3 separate regions of the Mus musculus genome follow, and all the other regions are linked to region 3. A link is a loop called in an ENCODE intact Hi-C map of the cell type or tissue named here. Cell type or tissue: heart. All regions are shown on one strand. Links, peaks and the distances in the headings refer to the core of each region. The heading gives the core; the rest is flanking DNA.

Region 1 (8,054 bases), core at 2,409-6,408, 49 kb after region 3:
AATCAATACAGACAGAGCACAGTGTTTGCCAGGAGCAGGAGGATATGTGCTGTGGGGAAAGGGTGAATGCTAATGGGTAGAAGGTTTCCTTGTAGGGTGAAAAAATACTCTACAATTTGTGGGGATGAGAGCTATATAACTCAATTGATATATTAAAATTAAAGATAAAAGATATTTTAAATGACTAAGTTATATATGAGATATATTTTAAATACAATTACTTTTAAAGTTATGTGTATTGTCATAAGCTCAACTACTATTGCAATTTTTTGTTCCTAAGTTCTATCTTTACTAAACATCTTGAATTTAGATTATTGCTTTATACAAGCATGCTTTCCATTCTGTTGTATGTTACTTTTGGAAAGAGAGACAAGGCACACAAAGTCAAATTCTAAGAGATTCCTAGGATTTTTCTCAGTTTGCTTCAAAATACATTTTACTTAAAAAAAAAAAAGGGGGGGGTGTATGTGTTTGACAAAGAGCATACACTCTAGAGAGAGCTTACCTTATCTACATCTATAAGATGTATAGGATGTTTAATAAATTAAAGACAAAATGGCTTTCTGTCTATACAGTCTATGTTTATTGGTGAAGTTGACAAGCTCTCCAGTTCTATTGGGTAGGGAAGCAAACACATGGGTTCTAGCTGAATGTCATGCTGGCTTTCTAGGACAGCATGTACCCACTGGGAGCCTTCAGGGACAATTACTCAGCCTTTCCAATGTGTAGGGGCCTCAGTTGAAAAGGGAGGGAATTTATGATACACAGTGAGTTCTACATGAATTAGATGTCTTTTCCTTTTTTAAAAAAAGAGTAATTTTCTTCTGCAGCGACATGCATGCTCATCCCTGTTACTGTGAAGGAAAGAGCGATACAGCTAAGTCTTTTGGACTACTCAGGATGCTGGTTCCATCCGTGGTCAGAGCACGGGTGACCCTCTGCGACAACTGCACCTGGGGAGCTGCACTGGAAGCTGGGCTATGACATAGGCAGAAGACAGAGTGGGGGCCAAGATAGACTCTGTCAAAAGTGACTCAGACAGAGTCACCGGCAGAGTTCTGATCATAACTAATCATGTTCGCAGTGGTCCTTGGGAAAACTGTCTCTGCATGGGAAACACATTTGCTTCCTCAAAACTTCCTCATACTTGAATGAACCAGTATGGGAAGGCAGATGATACTGAGGTTGTCTCATGTCCTTGTGAAGTCTCAGTCCCGGTTCCATCAAATATGCATTGAAAATATTTGGAGAAATGTCTATACTGAACATGCAGATTTTTTTCCCTGAACAGGAAAAAACAACCATCTACATAGCATCATATTATGTTAGATATAGTTATCTAGAGATTGCTTTAAATGTATAGAGAATGTGTGATTGTCATAGGAGATACTATATCATTATATAAGGACTTGAACATCCTTGAATCTGAGTACCTTTAAAGAGTTTGGAACAAATTTTTAACAACTGCCCAAGGACAACTATATTTGCTAAAAAAGTAGTATCATATTGATAAAGCACTGAACGTTATAAAATATAAATAGCAAACACAAGTTCTGTCACAGAAAAAAAAAAGAATTATATCTACAAATACCAGGAAAGGCTTTTACTAACAGAGAGACAGAGGACACACACACACACACACACACACACACACACACAGAGAGAGAGAGAGAGAGAGAGAGAGAGGGAGGGAGGGAGGGAGGGAGGGAGGGAGGGAGGGAGGGAGGGGACTAGTAGTAATAACAGTCATCAAAAGACAGAAGTGGGAGGATCAGAAGCTCAGGCCAGCCTGAGATACACAGTGAGACCCTGTCCCCGCAAAAGAACCAGAGAGAAACCAGAAAGTGTGCTTGTAGTACTTCAGTGGCTGAGGTAGATACAGTGCAACAATATTCTAATTGGGGGCTGCCTGGCAGCTCCTGGGGACTTTGTACGAGTTCAGTCATCACGTCAGAGCATCCCAGAAGGGGCTATCTTACCTGTTCAGTGCAAATGCGTAATGAAACTTCACGTGGTGGTGCGAGGCCAAGTCGAAGGTTGGAAGTTTTTCTAACGTCTCTACCAGCTTCACTATGGAGTCATAGTCCTTTCAGTCAAACAAATAGCACAACAGAATTAAACCCTGAGGAGAAATATTCAACAAGACAGCCAGGCATCTAACTCTGAGAAAGGGATGAACCGCAACGTTAGAATTGTTGAGGGGCATAGAAGGTATCTGCAGCAAACCCCCTCCAACACACACACACACAAACAGTCTAGACAGGAAGCCATGGAAGAGGGCTGTTAAGAGCTGTGATTGATGGGGATTCTCAAGTGTAGCTCTTCACGGCTGATGGCTTCCGGTAGGGGTGGGGATGGGGAAGGACTCAGTTTTCTTTAAGGGGCTGGCCACTGAGGGTTAGCCATGTTTCAATGATTATACAGGCCACACAAAATAGACTTAGTATATATATATATATATATATATACTTTTCTTTTTCTTTTTTTTCTCTTTTGTTTTTTTGGAGGGAGGTTACAAGTTCAGGGGGATGGACCTGGGAGGACCAGGAAGTGAGTGATTGTGGTACATTATGTGAAATTCCCAAATAATCAATAAAAGTATTATTTTAAAAAATAATAATACTCGGTTGAGACGTTTGAAAACCCTAGAAACAGCTGTGTTTCTCCTAAATTCCTACTATATGGATTGAGGCATGAAAAATAAAGTTATGGTATTTGACAAAACCCAAAGAGACAAAACAAATGAACCAATGAACCACAGACACACGACTGTCTCCTCTCACGTAGCTCCTGATCTGCAGGCTTCCATCAAAGACATGAAAAGTTTGAAGGTCATGGAGCAACTGACTGAAATTCTGCTGTAAGTAGCAAGACTATTTCATGTCACGGTAAGTGAGTTTCCTCTAGCCACAGGCTGCTAACTGTCATGGTTCTTTGTAAACCGAGTCTCTCTCATAGACAAAGTTTTACACAGGGCCAAGAGGCTGGATACAGGAACAAGAAGCCAGGAGTTACCTGGATTTCATGATACAACTCTAACACCACGGCCCTCACTGAGAGTTTACTCTACTTGCTGGCTCTTAAAAAAAAGCCTAAGACCTGGCAGTGGAAATGATGCAGCAACATGGACTGCTTACTACCTAGCTGTCGGTCTACACCCGCGTCCCTCCCTCCTCCAGCATGATACCTGAGGGTGACTGAGAGTCCTCTCACCTGGATGTCTCTGTAGGAAAGCAACAGGTTGATAACAATGTCTGCTGTCAAAACTTCAATATTGTCTACCCGTTGCCGGATCCTCGCCAATTCAGCTGCCAATTCTTTACCAGTGTACAGGTTCCGTGCTTTCCTGATATCGCTGAGTATGGATTCCCGGAAGTACTGGCTGGCGAAACACCAGACATTTCAAAGAGTTAGCTCTAGAAATCAATTCACTGAAATACAGTACTTTATGAGGAAAACGCATGACATTTGTCCACGACTAGTTTCCAGCACATTAACATATGTGTATCTGGCATTATTAACAAATTTGGGAGTCCATGTATTTCTTTTAGATTTCTGCCATATTTCAAAAAATATACAAATTTTAATATTCATCTTACTAACTCGAGTGCAAATTATCCCAATTAATTTAGATAGGCCCATGATCTTACTTCACTACAACCTTTACTCTCTAGCTCAGTACCATTATCCATTACCATAAACAACTGATTCTTCTTTTTTTTTTTTTAATCACACTTGCTGGACATATGCTCATGATCCTCGCACTCAGAGGAGGCAGAGGCAGGTAAATCTTTGAGTATTGGAAGCCCCCCTCCATAAAGAGTTTGAGACCACATAAGAAGTTCCAGGCCGGCCAGAGCTATTGGAATCAAGAGAACTATTTTACATTTCTGACTTAGAGCATGTGTGTGCGCTTTTGTGTGTGCCTAGTCTCGGGGATGGGTTGTCTGAGGCCAACTTTACAGGAACCATTCTTCTCCTTCTACCATTTTGGGGCCTGAACTAAAGCTGTCAGGATGGGCAGCAAGTGCCAAGGATTATTCTTAGCTAAACTATCTTCTTAGCAAATCCTGCCATGTTTTGGCGCTTATACTAAAAGTCTCTGGAAATTTATTCTGATGTAGCCATAACTGACCGTGTGCATGTGTGTGTTTATTTCTTTATAAGCATATTATTTATAAATAAGATTATATAAATAAAATTATTTAAAAATAAGTTAAATGAATATAAGTACTTATAAGTACATACATACATACATACATACATACCTTTGTCATTATTATAAAACAATTAATAGATTGGGGCCATTTGACTTGTGAACGAAAATGACACACTTTCTCCCCCACTCAGAAGGTACTGCAAATTGTTCCCTGGCTCTTAAGTAGGAACATGTGACAAGAGACACAAATAAACAAAGCAGGACAGCACTGCAGGCTCATCGCCCACTGTGGGCACCAAGTGTTACCTGGAACTCGCTTGCGCCACCTTCAAAAGCTGAACGAAACGGTCCACGAGGGGTAAGCAGATGGGCCCCAGCAGGAGCTCGAAGTTAGGCTGCATGAGCTCAGTCAGGCCCTTCATGAAGCTGCTGTCACAGCAGTAGACCTTGTTGTGTGGTGTCACCATGTAGGGGATGAAGGTGTAGTTCCCGGTGCACACCTAGAGAGACAGGAGGCACCAGACAGTAGGGAGCTTGCCTAGGGGGGGTACCACACTGACAAAAAAAACGCCAGGTCGTGTTACAGTGACTAAAGTTATTATTCTTAACAATAATTCTGAGTGCAAAGGGAAACAGAAGAGATTCATTTCTTATTGATGACCCATGAAAACAGAATTTTCCAACTTCCTTAATTGCTTACTTCAGTATAATTAGGACTTGCACATGATAAAGTATCTTTTATCAGCCATTAAATATGCATGTGCCGTCACACGTTGCTACTAGGATACGTGCTAAAACAAGAATGATTTAAGCATAACTTCCAGCCTCCAGGGAATCAGAAATTCAATCAGGCTCAACAAAAGGAGAACAAAACACTGAGAGCTTAGGAGTTTCACTGGGAGTTTAAGGGTTCCCCTGGGAAGGCAGGAGCAAGCCCAGAATACAGCTGCTTCCTTCCAGGTCCACACTATCTTGTCTCCCACTCACTGAAACCCGAGACTGTGAGACTGTCGCAGCCCTTGCTCTCCTGGCTCTACAAGCTCAGATTTGCCTGACTCCCTCCTCTCTGCTAGCAAGGAGGTGCACACACCTTACACCTGCCTGAGTCTCTGCAATGGTTTTCCTGGTCCACACTGCCTTCCCTGCTACACTCTGACCTCCACACTGACTGCCTGCTATCCTCTCTCTACCCAGCTCCCAGACAGTCTTTAACATCTACCTACGTGAGCTACAAACAAAGCTGCACGAAGCCCCACAGGCGAGCCTGTGATGAGGGTAAGGCTTAGGCTGCTGTCCACAGACTCCCAACCCCTGCACATCCTGCCTTTCGCTAGCTGCAGTCTGTGCCCTCTCCCAGAGTCACTAAGACCAGGCTTGGCTGACCTAGCAGTTTCCAGATCATGCCAAATGAAGGGACATTTGTGCCCAACAGAAGCACTGTTGGGAGATGACAAAGGGAACCGGACTATAGACCCCGGGGTAAGCAAGTCTGACTGCAGTTAGGGCCCAAAGAAAAGGACCGCAAGGCAAGCTAAAGACTTTCAACTATGTATTCTGAGGAGTGTGAAGCGAGCAGAGGATCCTGGGCAGAGAAGACAAAACAAGAGTGGCTGTGCACGTGGGCATTCTGGGTAGGCAACAGGATAGACTGTAAGAGCAGGAGCCAAGATGTAAGGAAATGAGGCAGAAAGCTATGTGGCATAACCAGCTCGGGGTTGAGGCAACCTGAACCAGTAAGTCCTTATAAAGCTCAAGCTTAGCACCCAAAAGGAGAATCAACTGGGACGGAGATACAGCTGCATGCACGGGAAGGCGCTGAAGGTGGATCCAAGTGGGGCCTCTTTACAAGAATGGTTGCATTACCAGGAAGCAAGAATGCGGCCTCACTGTCAGCACGCTGCTTTCTTAAGAACCTCAGGCAGCAGACCCCACATAGAGCCCCCCCCCCCCCCCAGCTAAACTCTGAGAAGACTAAAGAGACTGAAACTTGAAGTGGGCTGGAATGGAACGCTCACTTGGAAGGAGTATAGCTTGCCTTCGAAAGACCGGGAGGGATTTGGGGTGCATGGGAATGTAAACACAGATCAGGGTCTGATTTGAGATAACCCAATGAAATGCCAGGGACCTCTAAGGGAAACCCATAAAGAAAAGCGTATGCAAAGGTCTGAGCAGTAGACGGGATGTGTGCCTCCTGGACAGCACTAGGAGTCCTGGCCTCAGGCGTGCAGGGAGTGTGCACTCTCTTACTGCTCGGCCCTGACTGGCAAGAGCAAACATTAACTCAGTACTTGCAAGGAAGAAGGGACATGTGGCCTTACTGTCACCATAGCCTCAGTGCTTACATGACCACAACACACACAGAAGAGGCTCTTGGTGCCACTTTACAGGCGAGGTGGCATCGAGCTTAGACCAAGCTCCTGGCCTTGGTGTATTCAAGCTTCTCGCCCAGTGCTTTCTCTGTAGATAGAGCATGTTGTTGTTGTTAGGGTGAATTAACCATCTCACATGACCTTCATAGGGCGCTGCACTTGCTCTCCCTCCCGATATCGCCTTCACAGGCATCTGCATGAAGTAATAATGACAGCTCACTACAAGCATGAGCTTTTATGGCCAGATTTAATTATTTATGAGCATGTTATGCTTTGAAGCACCTGGGTGTCGGCAGTGAGCAAGAAATGAGACTGACCTGACGTCAGAGTATGAGAAGGACTTCCACAAGGGGAGATGTGGGGTTTAAACCAAATCAAGTTGCCCTTTACAAAGTGATGGGGAGGCCAATCAGGAAGAGTGAAAAAGAACTTGTTCTCCTAGGATGCTACCCGGATCTCAGAGCAGCACAGCCACCTAACTTAATCCTTTGACTGGAGCCACTGCCCAAGCTGGATGCATATTCTCTCTCTGTCTCTCTATCTCTCTGTTCTTCTCTCCTTTCCCCTCGCTCTGTCTATATGTGTAAAATCCTAATGCTCAAAATCTAAAACCTATACTTGACCATATCCAGAGATATCAATAATGCTGATCTTCCTTTTTAATCCTTAAGAACTATATGAAGGAACAAAAGTACGTGTGGAGAAGGAGTCAAACGCCTGGAAGGAAATGGTCACAGCATTCAAACACACTGAAGGAAGTATACATAAGTCAGATCACATCCAGTCCCCAGATTGCAGCAGAACCTAAATCAATATCACAAGGCACGAGGCTCCTCTTACCCTTCCTGCCCTTCAGGCTTAGGGAATGCTACCTCCTTTGGTGGGCTTTGATATAATGATGGCCACCATCTCTTCAGCAAGTCATGTGCCCTAATTTCCTAAAAATGTATCTGTTTGATTCTTTGTTTACCTGTCCTGATACTCTAGCATTCCCACAATTTGATCTCACACAACAGTTATAAACACCACTGTTTTTATTCTCAAGCACTAGTGTGATTGGTAGGCACCACACCCAGGTCCTAGCATACCATTCACATTTAATTAATACCAGCTGAATAAAATGTGTTACACAGCACTGAAGCATGGAATGGAAGTGTTCATTTCCTGATGAAATGTGAGAGATAAGAGTTTAAAATGGCCACATTATCCACACTGCAATGCGTCTTCCTTGTGGTGAAATCTTAAACCCACCAACTATAACGTTAATCTTGCCATCTCATGTGGAATTATGTAGGTCTTATGTCACATGTTATTCTCGCTCTGAATTGTAGATGTATACCTGTTTTAGGGTTCTTAAACACTGCCTTACTTCCCAAGATAAAATATACCACTGAGCCACAGGGCCATTCCCATTTCTACGGTAATAGTTCAACATTTCCCATGCAGTCTTTTTTAATTTAAAATATTAAATATCTCTGGTTTTCACATTAATTTAATTCTGTATGAGGAGTTTGCGCTCTGTAATG
Region 2 (8,054 bases), core at 1,699-5,698, 170 kb after region 3:
AGGAAATGTTACCCTGCCATGACGGAAACACAGGCTAAAGCTTGGCTACCCTCTGCTGGACTTAGTTTGAATAGAAATATCTTCCAAGTATGGTGGATTTTCCTTATAAGAAGCCTTAAAGTTATAATAAAAAGATTTTTTAAAAAAGATTAGACCCACTATGCTCATTTAATAGAACACAACCCCAAATGTCCAAGTGCCTTTTTTCAAAACACAGAGTCTTCTGCTACTCAGCCATGCTTTCTCCACTATAAAGCTGTCTTAATATTGGTCATCTTACAAACATTTTTATTCATCAAATTTGCTACAAAGAGGAGACGATCTATGGCTTGAAAAAAAGGAAAAATAAGAAAAGCAATTTTAATTCTCATAGACTTATGATGAATTCTTTTTAAAAAATCAGAAATTCGATTTTATAGTTGGTTGGAATTTCTGGAAGCGTTCAGATTCATGGAGAAGCTTAAGAGGACAGAGTTTCCTTGTGAGACAGGAAGGTAAGACCATTCCTGGGTTGGGGTCAGCTTCAAAGCAAACCAGCAACAGTGAAGCCGGTCAGACGAAATCTGGGGGCAAATTGTCTTAGGGAGATGGAGAAAGGAAATTAATTTCATTTTTAAGGTTCTTGAATGTTTTTTCTCTGAAAGCTAACAGAGAGGAATACCAGTCTCGAGAGAAGTTGGCATACAGTATATGTCTGCATGACTCTAACTTTTCAGTTAACTTAACATTGCCAACAGAGTTACTTTTTAATGCATCATACTTTCTTTAAAAAAAAAATTGTTCTCGGCTGAGCAATGTCCATGCATGCTTTTAATCCCAGCACTCTGGAGGCAGAGGCAGGTGGTTCTCTGTGAGTTTGAGGCCAACCTGATCTACAGAGAGCATTCCAGGACAGCCAGGGATATGCAGAGAGAATAAAACAAAACAAAATTGTTCTGTTTTTGAAAAGTAGGGGCCAGTTGCTCTTTTACTCATGAGCTCAAATTGCTCTTTATCTAATCAGAATAGTAGTTTAATTTGGAATTGAACTTTCGAGTGTCTGCAAACATGAGCAACAGAGGTCTTCATGTTGACACCGATTCAGGATTTTGTAAGCCATCTTGTGTCACCCTTGATAACAGCACACAGGTAGTGTAATTGAAATGATACCACATGCACTGGACCTCAGGTTTACCTGAGTGTAAAGCTCCTGGAACAAACAGGCATGCAGATACCTCCCATGCTTGTAAACTTCCAAGGTAACTCAAGTATTACATGTAGCATACTCATTGCCTAATACAAATGAAATATCACTGGAATTCAAATTTCAACTTAAAGCAGTAAAGCTGGCAATAACTAAAAATGAGCCATGTGAGGAATTCAGGTCTGGTGGTATCTTCTGGTTCCAGAAGGAAGATATCATATCATTCCCAGGCCTTCCATTGCCCAAGTGATACCCTGCATGTACTATCTTAGCAAACTCAGTCTGAGACTTGGGTTGTAGCTCTTGGTAGTGTGTTTGCCTAGTGTGTGTGAGGGCATGCTCCCTCTGCCTTCCCGACACAGAATCCTGGATTGCTTTGGGGCATACCATCCCTTTAACAGGTCCAGTGTCTGCTTCCATTTTCTAAGTTCCTGACAAAGCTGAACACTTTACTCTAAATGTGCTTTTATTCTTTGTACTGTAGTTAGCGTATGAGAATCACTCAGAGTAGCGTGTGTGTGTGTGTGTGTGTGTGTGTGTGTGTGTGTGTGCTTTATGTGCATTTGTGTGCAGGTAGCCATCTTGGTGTACACACTGAGGCCAGAGAAGACTATCAGATGTCCCTTCTCTATCACTCTCCACCTTATTCCCCTGCTACCCAGAGCTAGACTGGTGACCAGTTAAATACCAGTGATCCTCCTGTCTTCCACCCTTGTAAAGTTTCACAGGGCTATAGCTAGTTGAATGGTAGAATATTTGCATAGGTTATCTGCTGTTATTGGAATAATTTCCATATTTTGTCCAGTCTGCATTTAGTACTGCTATGGACAGAGATACCAGGCCCCTAAACAGATACTTACATAGCCATAAGAACTCTGTTGTGTCATTGCCTGATGCAAATCTAATTTCTAAGCATTTAAATCTACATCTGAAAATAGTGTGCAAATCTTCCAAGCTTGAAAAATACTTCTTGTTTGTTTGTTGTTTTGTTTTTGGAGACAGGGTTTCTCTCTGTAGCCCTGGTTGTCCCCAGGACAGCCACTCTGTAGACTAGGCTGGCTTCAAACTCAGAGATCTACCTGCCTCTGTCTCCGAAATTCTGGGTTTAAAGGCATTCATTTACCATGCCTGGCTTGAGCAGTATTTTTTTAAGAGACATTTATTTTATGTGATGTGAACATATGTGAGTACACTGTCCCTGTGTTCAGACACACCAGAAGAGTGCATCAGTCCTCATTACAGATGGTTGTGAGCCACCATGTGGTTGCTGGGAATTGAACTCAGGGCCTCTGGAAGAACAGTCATTGCTCTTACCCACTGAGCCATCTCTCCAGCCCCAAGTAATAAATGAGTCTACAGTCCCCATCTTGTGGATCTCTCTCCCTTCCATAGCTTCTCCACTGCCAGCTTTCCATGTGGCTGTTTGCCCCAAATCTGCCTTTATCTGTCTTCTCTCATTCCATTCTCTTGCTAAATAAAAATAATTTCCGTGGTTTAAATATTATCTACATGCAAGTAAGAAGGCTTGGCTGGACTCCATTGTGCTGTATTCAAGTACTGCACACAGTACACAGTCAACATGCAGAACTGGAGTTTATTAATGCTCCATTGTCCTTATTTCAATAAACAATTCCTGTGTCTAGATAAGTACTATACTAAGAGTTGGAAACCATTTAAGCTTTTTGTCTTCATTTGACCCTTAAGCGTACCCTCTCCACACCTTTCCATAATTCTCAACAAAACACTATTACCCAACTATAGCATCTTCTGCTTGAGTTGTTGCTAAAGTCTCTAACTGTACTCCATTGCCAATCTCTAGCCTCCAGTTACTGTTGCTTGGGAATGATAACTCACTAAATGATCCATATCTGAAAACTTGCACAGATCTCTATTATTTAAGCTGCAGCACAGTTCCTTGGGCATGGGGTACAATACAAGAGTTCATGTTGGAGCATTTGATTTTCTCTCACCAGGTGGAATCTACCCAAAGTGCTCTTTCTCTATCAGGCTAGACTGAGTCCTGGCAGCTACCATCCCTTGCGGTTTTAGGTTTCCTGGGTTCTTCACCCTTCTCCTGATCCCACAATGGCTTCCAACTTTTTAGTTAGAGAAAGTCATTTGTATGAATTCACCCTAGATTATCTCCTTTCTAAAATGTTCCCTGACACCCTACCCTAAAAACATCTGTGTATATTCATCACAGCATCAATAGCATTTTGATTACACTTGACAGCTTTCAAGTCTTGTAATCTCTTGAGCTCAACCACGTATCCCAGTGGGTCTTTTGAATGCAAAAGTCTAGCACCAAGCTTGGTACATGACTTGGTCTGTGCAGGTTGACTGGTTTAATGATTAACAAGTCTCTTTCACTCTTCAGTGTTTGGTTTGGCAAACTGCACATTCATCTACCACATTGCATATGCTTGGCAAACATTTGAATGAAGAAATTAATGAGCCCAAGTCTTCCTTAATTACTGGAATATATCTGCATAGTGCAACTAACTACATAAAACCTATAGACCGCAAATTGCACATGATAATAGTCCTATCCTTTAACTTCATTGTTGTCTGGATTCAAATTACCTTGGGCAACCTAGTACTCCATTCGTTGCCCTTGGACTCACTAACTGCTTTCCGAGTTTGTTGTGGCTTTTATTTCGTAACCATCAGGAAAATGTCAGAATAGCAAAGTTTTAAAGTTCAAGCAATTAATAAAAACACAAGGTTTTTATTTAAAAAAAAAACATGGAGGTTGCAATTAAACGTGAACAACTGTCTGAAGTGACTCCTAGCGAGTATCTTCTCTTTTAGGTCTAGAATAATCTCTGAAAGACCAGTTGATTTTAGTTAGAGCAAATCATTGGATTTTTGCCCAAAAGAAAAATGGTCCTCGCGGCGTCAGTTCCCTTTTCTATGTAGCCCAATCAAAATCTAGGATTCCGGGCGTCGGCGTCGTCACTTCCGCCCGGCCTTCCTGGACTTTCAGTGAGCCGCAGTGGGGCACTTCTACCTCGAGACTGTTTCCGCGCTCGGGCCGGGAGGCCGAGTGACGGCGGGCGAGCGGAATGAGCGCGGCGCGGACGCTGCGGGTGCCCGGCCGCCACGGCTATGCGGCCGAGTTCTCTCCGTACCTGCCGGGCCGCCTGGCCTGTGCCGCGGCGCAGCACTACGGCATCGCGGGTGAGCGCGGGCCGCGCCTCCGGGGCGGGCGTAGGACGCGCCGCTGAGCGCGCGGTGCCGCCGCCACCGCCAGGGGGCGACAGAGCTCGGCCCTCCCTCCTAGGTCCCCCTTTCTGCGGAGTTGGCATTGGAGCCCAGGGGAAGTCTACAGCTAGTCCTTTCCCTTCTGTAAGAAGGATGCACTTGTCAGTACTTGCAAGGTGGAGTCAACAGAGCCACCAGTTCAAAGCCATCCTCAACAGAGACTTAGGGAGACGCTGGCCCTTTCTTGAAAAAGAAAAAAAAAAAAACTAGAAAATTCTGTGCTCGCTTTTAGTTGTTCTAGGGGAAGTGGATAAATGTGCAGAGATGTCTAAGTGCTCAAGCCATTTATTTTAACTTATACCCCATCTGCTGTTTATGCACAGGAGCAGTGTATGGCAAACCATTGCATAATGTCAGTGATCTGTAATACTTGTTTACTGCAGGAAAAAAATACGATTTCTGAAAAGTAGTGGTAAATAAACTTGTTTCCGTATAGTTTGTCCATTAGTGCTTAGTGCTTTCACGGTTGGGTTCACAGTTCTTGGCCATCAAACTTTAGACTTTTATAAAGGTTTCTTACAAGAAATTGGTATAATTAGGAATTGTTTTCTAGAGATTTTTTGTGTGTGTGTCTGAGTTTTTTGCTTGTATGTATGTCTGTGAACCATGCCTGGTGCCAGCTAAGGTCAGAAGAGAAGATTCAAAGAGGGTGTTGGATCCATTACTGATGGTTGTCAGCTGCCAAGTGGGTACTGGGATTAGAAGCTGGCTCTGCACATGGAAGGGGTCGGGTCTCTGACCTGACAGTTGACTTTTTTTTTTCTTCTTCATCAGTTACGTTTAAGTGGAAGATCTTTAACACTTTACCCACCTCACTGATCACAAAAACTCAAAGCGAAATTCTGTGAAGACTCTAGTTTGAACAGTTGAATGTGCATGTGAGCATAGTAATTAGTCATCTTACCTTGTAAAGTTCAAGTGCAGATTCCCTTTGAACAGATGTTAATGGAGTGTGAGATGGGGGAGAGAAAGAGACATTAGTCTTTCAGCAAAAATTATTGATTGTTGGCACATAACTGAAGTTAATGTTGTTTTCAACACCTGACCAACGAGTATATGGTATTTCCACATATACTGTCTTAAAATGCTGTGATTGGTGTGTTCTGCGTGTATCAGCAGGGGAGAACCACAGTCTTGGGGGTTTGTAAGCACAAGCCTTCCTTGTCTTCTGTTATTAGCTCCAGCTTGAAAGGTTTGCGTGCCTAGCACCAGGCCCGGTGTGAGTTGGCACTCTGATGCGTTTCCCCAGACTGGTGTTCCGATTCCAGTCTGGCCAGATGGTAAGTTGGATATTTAAGGACTGAAGCATACTATGTAACTTTTAATTGTTCTGTATATACGGTTGCAGTTATTTTATGGGAAATTTGTGGTAGTTAAAGCTGGTCCACAATGTTTAAGATTTCATCATAGATGACTCCCAGGAGGTTAAACAACATGACTTAGGGCTTTGTTTTGTTTTGTATTTCTTCTAGGCTGTGGAACTCTATTAGTATTGGATCAAAATGAATCTGGACTTCAGATTTTTAGAAGGTAAAGTGATTGACATTTCTGGTGCTGTGATAAGGCATCAAGATTAAGGCAACTTACAAAAGAAAGTAGTTACTTTAGGCTTATAATCTTAGTGGGTCAGGGTCAGAGTCTATAATGGTGGAGCAAAGTCATGGCTACAGGAACAGCTGAGAGCTCACATCTTGAGCCACAGATGGGAGGCAGAGAGATCCACTCTGGGAATGGGGCAAGTCTTTTGAAGTCCCAGAGCCTGGCCCCAGTGGCACACTTCTTCCAGCAATACCACATCTCCTAAATCCTTCCCAAATACTTGTATCACCTAGGGACTGAGTATTCAAACCTAAGAGCCTGTGGTGGCCATTCTCCTCAAACCATTATAATGGCTCTAATTATTAAGTGTACATATACAGTCAACCTCTGTCAAAGTCTTAATGCAGTTGCATTTTGAATATTTGGAACTAATAGGTTTTTAATTTATGATGTAAAATAAACTTTTACATTGGCATCATATAGAAATTATTTTTGCTAACTATGATTATGCCATGTTCTCAAGCTTACTAGTGTCTGCTTATAAATTATACATTTAAAACGTAAAACAGTGAGCGTCTTAGTAATTTAGTTTCCTTAAGCAAGAGCTAGCGCTCATCCTGTGGACTGCCCAGTGTTTCTCTCTGGACCTGTCTTCCAGGTTGAGTGATGGACACACGCTACTTCTATCAGGATTAGTCAAAGGCAGAGGAAAGAGATTCTGTAGAAAGCCACTACCTGCTCGTAGCTCAGATGAAGAAAGATTTGTGGGAGTATTTGAAATGATTGGTCTCCGTATTTTGAAAGTCTCACAAGTGCATGCTGTGAGTCACAGGTGCACTACAATAAAAGCAGGTGATGTCAGCATGTCTTTGGTGGATACCTCATATGAGTGTTTGGAAACCTCCTTTCAGTTTAACTTTGGAGCTATCTACCTGCCCTTCCTGGGCTGTGCTTCCAGGCCACTGTGGAGTACCTGCTCTATTTATCTCTTGTAGTTTTCAAGATCATCTGAGGTAATGTGTGTTACAATATGTGAAAAACAAGGAAAAAAACAGTAACTATAAAATTAAGATGTTAATCATTTTGTGATCTGCAGTGCATGTATTTTCTTTTCTGGCGTAGCTTTGACTGGAATGACGGCTTGTTTGACGTTACCTGGAGTGAAAACAATGAGCATGTCCTTGTCACCTGTAGTGGTGATGGCTCACTGCAGCTCTGGGACACTGCCAAAGCCACAGGCCCTCTCCAAGTCTATAAAGAGCACACGCAGGAGGTATGATGATGGCTTCCCTTATTGTTTGTTTGAAATCTCTTTGGGATGAACACAGGGAAATGCTTTCAGGGGACAAGGTTAAGCTTTAATGTTTCTTATTCATAGTAGATGTCACTTATTATTCTGTTATTCAAACATAAAGTACTTCTTAGCCTAAGACAAGACAAGAAAAGGTCAGGCTTCTCATTAGGCAACAGCAGTGCCTCTAGCAGGCACGGTGGCATCCTTCCCTCCAGAGGGCCTCAGCCTTCCTTATGCCCTATGAACACGCCTACACGCAGTGCCTCAGGAGAGGGTGGGCGGGCTGTTCGCAGGCTCTCTCACGATTGTCTGCAGGCTTCAGTAAGACTCAATGTATTCCAACAGCGGCATCAAGTACCAACTAGGAGGCTGAGTTCACTAAAAGAAAATAAAGATTTAGTGTTTGTAAATTTGTATGTGTGACTGTGTGTGCGCACACGTGCACAAGAGTGAGTTCAGACACTCATGCAAGCTGGAATTACTGGGTTTCCCCAGAGAACTAGTTACAGGCGTTTGCGAGCTGCCTGGTGTGGGTGTTGGGAACTGCTCAGGTGTTCTGCAAGAGCAGTATGCATGCCTAACTGCTGAGCCATCACTCCAGCCCCCTAAAGCAAATTTAAACGTAAATCTAAATATGACTTTTGTGTCATCTGGACTCTGTGTGTGTGTGTGTGTGTGTGTGTGTGTGTGTGTAATATGAGGCGCAGGAACTAGTTTATACTTTGGAAATACCAAAATGCATGCATATGTTTTAAGGAATGTGATGAAGACATT
Region 3 (8,054 bases), core at 2,720-6,719:
TGAGCCCTCCCCTACCCTAGCTACCCTATCTCTACTCCAGGAAGAAAGGCTTTGTGCTCTCGGCTCTAAATGCATTTCTAGTAAGCCATTGCTCACCTCACACCACACCATCACTGGTTGTTCCCCTTCCCATCTGACTGCAAATTATTCAAGAGGACTTGCTAGCTTCGCCACCTATAAATCTCTAGCAGAATAGGACTCAATATGGTACACAGGTGGTGCTCAATAAATGCCACTGACTTGAGCTGGGTACATGGGTGATGCCAGGCAAACTGTAGAGCTGGTTGGGTTGTTCCTCGGTTTGTCACTCTTTCTTTATAGAGGAGGAAGCCAGGTAAAGGTGACAGTCTTTGAAGTTACAAAGCAGAACCAGCAATCACCAGATGGCAGGAGGTATGCTATGTACACGCCGTGAGTCACGAGAACGGTAAGGATGGGCTGCCAGGCCTAATTAACAAGGGCTAATTCATTGTAAAACAGCTCTGTTGAGGTGGAATGGAAATGCAGAGCAACTATAGTGGAAGGACTGTTGAAGAAGGCAGCAGTAAGTCAGGAGCACCTTGCTGACGAGTGCTTTAGCAGTTGAATATTAAGCTTTTAGAGCTTTGAGAAGGTATTGATTGGAAAGACATGAGTCAGCCGCTTCATCTCGCTTGCTTCTATTCAATCACTCATGAGGTAACAGGTAGCTCTACCGGGGAAACTAAAATTATCTGTGACTCACTACTCTACCAGTTCATGCTCTAACAAAACCAACTACAGTCCTTGCAAAAGCAACAGGATATTGCACAACCCGCCTGCAGAAGTCTGTTTGTTGTCTCCCATTTCCATGGGGGTGGTGGGGGGGGGGTGGTGGTGGTGGTGGGGACAAACAGTAGTAAACAGAATTTGGTCTGAATGTTGAATGAGTCTAGAGACCCGGACTTCTAGACAACAAAGTTTCAAACACTTAACTGCTGACATTGGATTCTGACCCATAACCTTATTTCTAATCCCCAGGAGAGAGCACTTTTTTTTTCTTTTTCTGAGTCATTGGCATTATGACAAAGTTTTAGAACTGAACTGGCTTGTCACTGTGACCTCACAAACATAATTGCATCAACAGTAACCTTGGGGGAAAATTTAATGAATTTCCTATTTGTATGTCATCATTAATTCGAGTTCAGGGTGTAGCCTGGTTGATGTCCTGCAGAGCTTGGATCCACAGATCCTGGTAACACAAAGGTCAGGAAGCCATCTTACAGCCTTAACTAAAAGCTCAGCCAGCGGGAGAAGACCTCTACACGGCTCCCTTGTAGCCACATGCTGACTCCAGGCCACAGTTCACATTTACCCCGGAGTCACAAGCATGGGGTCAGCTCAAGGATCTATGATGGTGAGGCACCGTTCGCAGCAGGGAGAGAGGCTGAAGGCTGAGTCTTTATAACAAAGAACGGTTCTTGAAATGTTTTTCAAATTTAAATTATGATTTAATTTAATAAAATATGCTATGAATATCTCAGGAGCGTGTCTTCTAAGTACACCAAATGGCCCAGGGAGCCTTACCTCACTCCCCTGACAGAGGAAGCACCGAAGTTCCACTCGTGTATACCTTTCTGAAACACAGGAGAAGATGAGGAACAATGAATGGAAAAAAATCATAAAATCATTTAATATTATTATTTTTTAAAAACAAAGTTGTTTTCCTGATGTATATCTCCTCACGAGGCGATTATCTGACTGAGCCCACGAGGGTGATGTTTATTTAATAACACCTGTACTTCCAGACAACAGCTTTCAAAAACCCTGCAAGAATTACTGTCATGAAATTTAAACTTTAATTTTAGTTGTAACTGCTGTGCTTTAATTTTAAGTAAACACCAGAACGAAACAAAGCAACAACCCGGTGATCAGGGTAGCTGAGAGGCTACGGTAGCTCAGTGGCTCCAGCAAATAAGCTCATGTTCCTTTGGGCCAGCTGCCTGCTACCTTCCTTGCACTTGTGTGTTTGAGTTCACATGTATAGGGTTTGGAAGCACATGCGTGCAAATGCATGTGGCGGCCTCGGGACAACCTCGCCTGTCCCTCCTGATTTCTCCAGTGTGGTGCAGCTTTGCTCTTAGGCCCCACGGGCAGCTGTTTCCATGTCCCCAGGTTTGGGAGTGTGGGTGCACACTCCACTCCTGGGCTTTTAAAGTGCTGGTTCTGAGAATGGAACTCAGTCTCCACGCTTCTATGAAGCACATTACTGACCAAGTCATCTCCCCAGACTTAGCATATCTTTTCTGAGAGAGAAAATCAATCTGTATAGCCCAGGCTGGCCATGGACTTGCCATTGTTCGGTCTCAGCTTCTTGAGTGCTAGGATTCCAGAAGTACACCCCACAGCCAGCTTGGAACTAACTTTAGGTAGAAATTTCAACAAAACCTCTGTATCTTTTTATTTTTCATAAATTAATATGTGTGTGTGTGTATGTGTGTGTGTGTCAAAGTGTATCTGCATGTAGACTGTCCATTACAGCTCAAAGGAATTATTACATAATTTATGCAAAACTTAATTATTATGCTAATAATGTTTGGACACAAAAATTTGATTATTATGTGACACAAGTGATTCATAGAATTCATGTTTTAAAAACTTAAAATTTATCTCTCAACCATGACTAAAATATCCTAATTATTATCAAATAATTGTTCTTTAATCATTTTCCCTACATCTCCCAGACTGACATATATGTACAAGGTGAGCTTTTTACCTTAGCCTTCCTACCTGGTTTGGTGTGGGGCCTGAGTGCTAGTTCAGCTGGCCATGCGCTGTACCCTGGCTTTCAGTCCTTCCTCTTAGCAATAGCTAATTCCAAGGTGAACACCTTAATCACCTGCTCCCTGACTGAAGAAGGCGGCCAGATACTCTGCCATCAACATCAGTTTAGGGTTTTATTCGGTTTTCTATCAGCTTTATTCAGAACATCAACAAAGTTTTTTTTTTTTTTTTTTAAAGCTTTCCTAGAGAGTCCTATAAAAATGAACCGTCAGGATTCAGTTTCTTTTTGAACTTGCCGATCAGATGCTGAAATCCAATGGGCTCCCTTTACAAGGCTCCAGTAGATGGTTCTTTATTTAGGAGTCTGACAGCCAATTGGAGCGAACTTATCCATCAACAGAACTCTGTCTGTAAGAGCGAAGACCCAGCGGATGACTCTGAACTTACACTAGGCAATGAAAATTGTCTCAAGCTCATCTACTAAACCAGCGAGTGGCCTTCCATCTTGTGACTGACAACAGTGACAAGACTGTCACCCACGCCATCACCAACTAACACCCATGCCAGAGCCTGCCTGGGAGTCTTTAGAAGTCTCTCCTGCTTGATCTCTTCCTTCAATAACAGCGAAACTACCCTAATTATTTTCTTAATTATTTTTTTACCCTCTGTAAAAGTTATAACAGACATTGAAAAATCATCAAATGTTTGACCACAGCATGCAATTAATAGTATGATATGTAAAACAACCATGAAAAGAGCCCCTTCCCCACTGCTCTGAGGTTGTGGCCTCGTCCTGGCTAATGAAACAGAAGCTGAGCTTTGCAGCTTTGAGGTGGTCTAGAACTCTTCTCTTGGCAAAAGCAACCCAAAAACCTACAATCTCTATCCACAACTCCTATATCTTTCCTAGGGCCATCCAACCAGGAGTGTGGATAGGCCCTCTCAAGTTTGATGCAAACTATTCAAAAACCAGTGTTTAGTGCACCTTACTGGGATTTTAGCAGATTCTGTTGTGAGGTCCAGGGAGGGAGGGCAATGCAGAAAGGCCTAGTGGGGAGCTGAGGCGATGACTAGGTCACTAAAGCACTCACCTGCAAACACAGCCCCGAGTTTGATTCCTTAGAACCCATGTAAAAATGCCAGGGAGTGGCAGGCCCCATGCAATCCCTGAGTGGGCCAGAGGCAGGAAGTCAATCATTCTGCCCTACCTGGTGAATCCAAGGCCATTCAGAGACCCTGTCTCAAAAGAGTCAGCACTCATGAAGATGCCACCTGAAGCTGTCCTCAGCCTTCACACATACACACATATGCATGTACACCTGGACATATACATACATGCATGTGTGCACACGTACTTGCACACATATGTGAACCAGTAAACCGATGAAAATGTGTGTATACATTTAAATTAAGAAAAAGAAAGGCCACATATAAAGGAACCAAGTACTAGACAGCAGCAAATTAAAACAGCAGCCTTCGGCCTCTGCTCTCAATCTCACTCCTATTGTCTGTCAACCTGAGGTCAAAATGTCTCCATAACTGTGTGACCCAGACTTCGCTGCTGACCTATGTGTGACTCAAACGCACAGTGTACCCTTACCTCTGCAGTCTGCCGCTGAGCTGTTGCCCAAGACCACGGTTGGGCTGGGACTGGGCATGAGAGCAGAGCAGGCTGGGTGGCAGGTACACACAGCTCTAAAGTGGCACTGGGAGAAACCAAGGATGGGTTCCTCAATAGACCAGGCTGGTTTGGTAGGAAAAGAGCAGACTACTTCCTGAGTATCTGGTTTCCTGAAGGCTGCTTTGCCTGGACACATCTCACTACAGTGCTCTTAAGTTCAAAGCCTAAGCTACAGCCACTGCACTGGAGGAGGCCCAACCTTCACGGCTAGCAGGGACTCACCACAGGGAGGCACTGGTGAGCTGCAGAGTAAGTACCAGGATCCAGAGATGCAGAGCTGGAGAGGTTAATTAGCCCCAGCAGACCCCACACCATGGTTACCTGTTTGAACCAGCAAAGAAGCACTGTTTTCTAGGAACTGATCCACCCCAAATTCCACGCCCTGCCAAGGGCAGGAATAAGAAGTAGGAGTTAGCAGTGAAAGTGGTAGTAATAATTTAATAATTATACTGTCAGGCCTTATTGCTTACCTGAGCTAACAGTCATTCCTCCCTTGTCCCTTCTCCCTAGCTAACAGTAACAACAGGGCTTTTGGATTTGTTGTTGTTGTTGTTGTTCAGGATCTGCTGGGGCAGGGAATTTAGTCTAAACTGGCCATGAACAGTTCAAGTTCCTTACAGGTGGCTGGCTGTTGTTATGAAGGTTTGGGCTGGATTCTCCTTTCTGGGATGCTGTCTGTATGAGGCAATGCCTGGAGTAGCTGTTTATGACCATGAGAAGACAGCCAACAACTTACAGAGAACTGAGCTCAGAACTCGGGTACAAAATCCCCCTCAGAAAGAACCCGTCTCTGAACTTCTCAGGATAGGAAATACCGTTTCCCTCTTGGTTGAACTTGGGAGTTATGGCCAAACACACCATAAGCAGGAAAGACTGACCACCTGGAACTGGGTAAGAATCCTTCACACAGTTATCTTGACCACTCTACATGGCCACTGCCAAGAGCTGGGCTAAGAGAGGGCAGGCAGCCTGCACAATACACATGCAGACTTTCCTCAGGTACTGACTGGAAACATCAAACGCCCACAGGGAACAGGTACAGGGCTAGGATTCATTAACTATGCCTCATGCAGTCTTCAAGATTTGGACTGAATGGATGTCTACAGAGAACCAACTTACAACCCAGAGGGACACTGGTTTGCAAAAGCTTAAGTTTTTGTACATGGACTATTTTACTATGACCACTACAGGGGATGGGATACCACAGGTGCAGCCCACATATGTCAAGAGACAGTGGGAGAAGCAGAGGGATGGCTTAGGAGTTAGAGCACCCACAGAGAGGCCAGGCTCATTCCCTGCACCTACAGGATGTCTCACGGACATCTATAATTCCAGTTCCAATGGATCCGGGGGCCCTCTTCTGATCTTTGTAGCCCCCCAAAATAATACATTGCATATACATGGATGCAAGCAAAATAAATAAATACATTTTTAAAGAACACAGAAGTAGATGGTGGATAATTCACAGCCTAAGCCAATAGCCCTGCCTCACATACCCATTTATATCTTAACACATGCATTTCTTAGCATACTGTAAAAATTGTCAGAGAGACTAAAAACATCCACACCAGACCCACTTAACAGAGAGAACCCTTCTGAAAGAGCAAACAAAACATCTAGTTGGAAGAAGTACTGTTTCCAAAAATCTCTGGCTCCGTCCTTGTTCTCTTCCTGTCTTCCAAAATCCATTGGCTCTGCACTCATTCTAGGACTGTGTTCATCGCTAATTCCTTTAGTCGCGTTCTGTTCCAAGTGTCCCTGGGTAACCTTGCTCTTTCTGGTTAAGCCTCTGAAGATCTCTCCTAGCCTTGCTCTCTGCCCAGTATAAGACCATGTCTGCATCTACTTTAGAGTGTTGTAAACAAGGCAGTGCACTTCAAAGAGGTATGATTAGAACACACATCGATTGTGCCCGGGTTGTCTGAACAAACTGTATCTCTGTAGGTGCTTGTAGGTCATCAGTTCCAAGTGTCCGGGTCCAAAATGAAACTCCCCCAGAATTCACCCTTCCCTTCTAGGCGAAACCTAGAACCTGCTGGTGTTATCACTCTTAGACTTTGAACCACTAACACTTAATAGTTCCATTTAGTTAATCTTCCTAATGACATTATACATTTTTTCCCCTTTTCTTTTCAAGTGACCCGCCACTCTGCAGCTGCAACCCCCCTTTCCCGCTCTAGGTTCCCTGACTACTTCATTTCTGGTTCTTTCCTTTAGCAGCCTTTTCCCTGCCCCTCCAGGGTCCAAGATTCCCAAACTCTTATGTCAAGGTGAGATACGTCTCACAGCCACAGTGGTAACATCACTGACGCACGTTCTGTGCATTTAGCCCTGTGCCGGGGGACTCGTGGTAATTATCACATGCACTCTCCATAAGTTATCGTCTTTTCTTCATGTAAGGAGGCTACAGGAAGAGTTATCTGGACGGCCCAGGTCACTCAGCAAGCAGCAGGTAATACAAGTTTTTCCACCTTCGCAGCAGCTTCACTCTGACCCTATCCTGGCTATTCTATGCTGCCTTCTTGCCAGCCCTTAGACTTTAAGTGGCTTCAATGACAGACAGCACACGTCTAAATTCTCTTTCCTCATTCAGGAAACAAATTGTGATTGTATACCACCCTGCCTACCAATATATTTGCCACTGCCATCATCACCCCTCCCTGGTAAGCGGGAAAGGCTCCTATTGACCCTGAACGCCCCAGGCTCACACTTGCTTACACTGCCTCCGTGGGACTTTGCTCTCTTCTTCCGAGCCAAGGTCATTCTTTTCCCTTTTCTCTTCCAGTCCTGCTCCAAACCAAAGCCCAGACTCCGAGTCCTTCCGGAAGCTTCCGAAAGAAGCTTATTGATCCTCACTGAACTTCACCGACCAAAGGTCCACAAGGTCTTCCCCACAAGCCACGGAACTCCTCATAGGGAGGAAGCAGCAGGCGTTTCATCACATTATTTACCACAGGCCTCCTCAGGTGTCACAGAACGCTCGCTCCAAGGGAGGTCTTACTTATATACAAGAAATGCTACTGATGTGGTGTCCGCCAGTCTCTCCTCACAAAGAACACAGAGAATGCCTTAGCTGTCAGAAAGTTCTCGCCAAGGCAGGTCCCTTTATGGATAAGTTAGTACTATAAAAAAGACAATAGTACCTTTTGGAATTTTCTACATTAAGGGCTAGATAGCTGGGCCTCATAACAACACCGCTCATAGTGGCCGATATTAGCTCGTATAAGATGTATTTTGTCGTGTGAAGATCCTTTAGTTATTATAACCTGTTAGTGGGCAAACTATAAAAGTCTAGTGCAGCCAGTCCACAGTTGTCTCATGAACACAGTAGTGGAGCCAGCACTCCACAGGTTGGATCTGAAAAGGCCACAGTTCTGAGAGAAGCCACTTGGAGGCGGATGCACAGACATCCTTTTGGAAATGGATAACTGCACACTCACTGGGTGCTTTCATGCTATCCAGCCTGTAGCCTGTCTGCCTAAACACTACCCCTTATCAGACTTAACAGGACCGAATGTATTCAAACATACAATAACTTAAAATATCAGGACAATCAGAATCAGGGTGCTGCAGGGCAGCTGTCTGGTTTCTGTGACAGGTGACTTGCTAATGTTTTGATAGCCAGGGCCTG

Evidence for each region. Hi-C counts contacts between places; a loop is a spot of excess contacts. Peaks named below come from ENCODE experiments on the same cell type or tissue, not always from the same donor. Only the 100,000 strongest peaks of a DNase experiment are listed, where the experiment ranks them.
Region 1: a loop joins it to region 3, with 2.0 times the contacts of the local background. A loop is called at or near these places in 3 of 42 quality-filtered maps.
Region 2: it touches region 3 in a loop (4-fold over the local background); 14 of 42 quality-filtered maps call a loop at or near these places.

The regions. Positions count from the first base shown.
Region 1 is chr10:20,020,213-20,028,266 of GRCm38, reverse strand. Map3k5 (mitogen-activated protein kinase kinase kinase 5) reads right to left here. Exons shown (of 30, transcript NM_008580.4): 4 at 4,466-4,659; 5 at 3,214-3,382; 6 at 1,980-2,086. Among named protein-coding and RNA genes, the nearest start is that of Map3k5, 90 kb to the right of the region's middle. In heart, for the core only: a CTCF peak has its summit at 4,504; no DNase peak of the experiment used is centred there; H3K27ac peaks cover 467 bases.
Region 2 is chr10:19,903,768-19,911,821 of GRCm38, reverse strand. It overlaps Pex7 (peroxisomal biogenesis factor 7), which reads left to right and starts at 4,148. Exons shown (of 10, transcript NM_008822.2): 1 at 4,148-4,363; 2 at 5,920-5,977; 3 at 7,109-7,259. The coding sequence starts at 4,249. In heart, for the core only: no CTCF peak of the experiment used is centred there; DNase peaks (open chromatin) are centred at 4,151 and 4,411; H3K4me3 peaks cover 1,205 bases; H3K27ac peaks cover 956 bases; H3K27me3 peaks cover 190 bases.
Region 3 is chr10:20,070,023-20,078,076 of GRCm38, reverse strand. Map3k5 (mitogen-activated protein kinase kinase kinase 5) reads right to left here. Exons shown (of 30, transcript NM_008580.4): 12 at 1,546-1,595. Among named protein-coding and RNA genes, the nearest start is that of Map7, 97 kb to the left of the region's middle. In heart, for the core only: a CTCF peak has its summit at 4,654; DNase peaks (open chromatin) are centred at 4,636 and 6,156.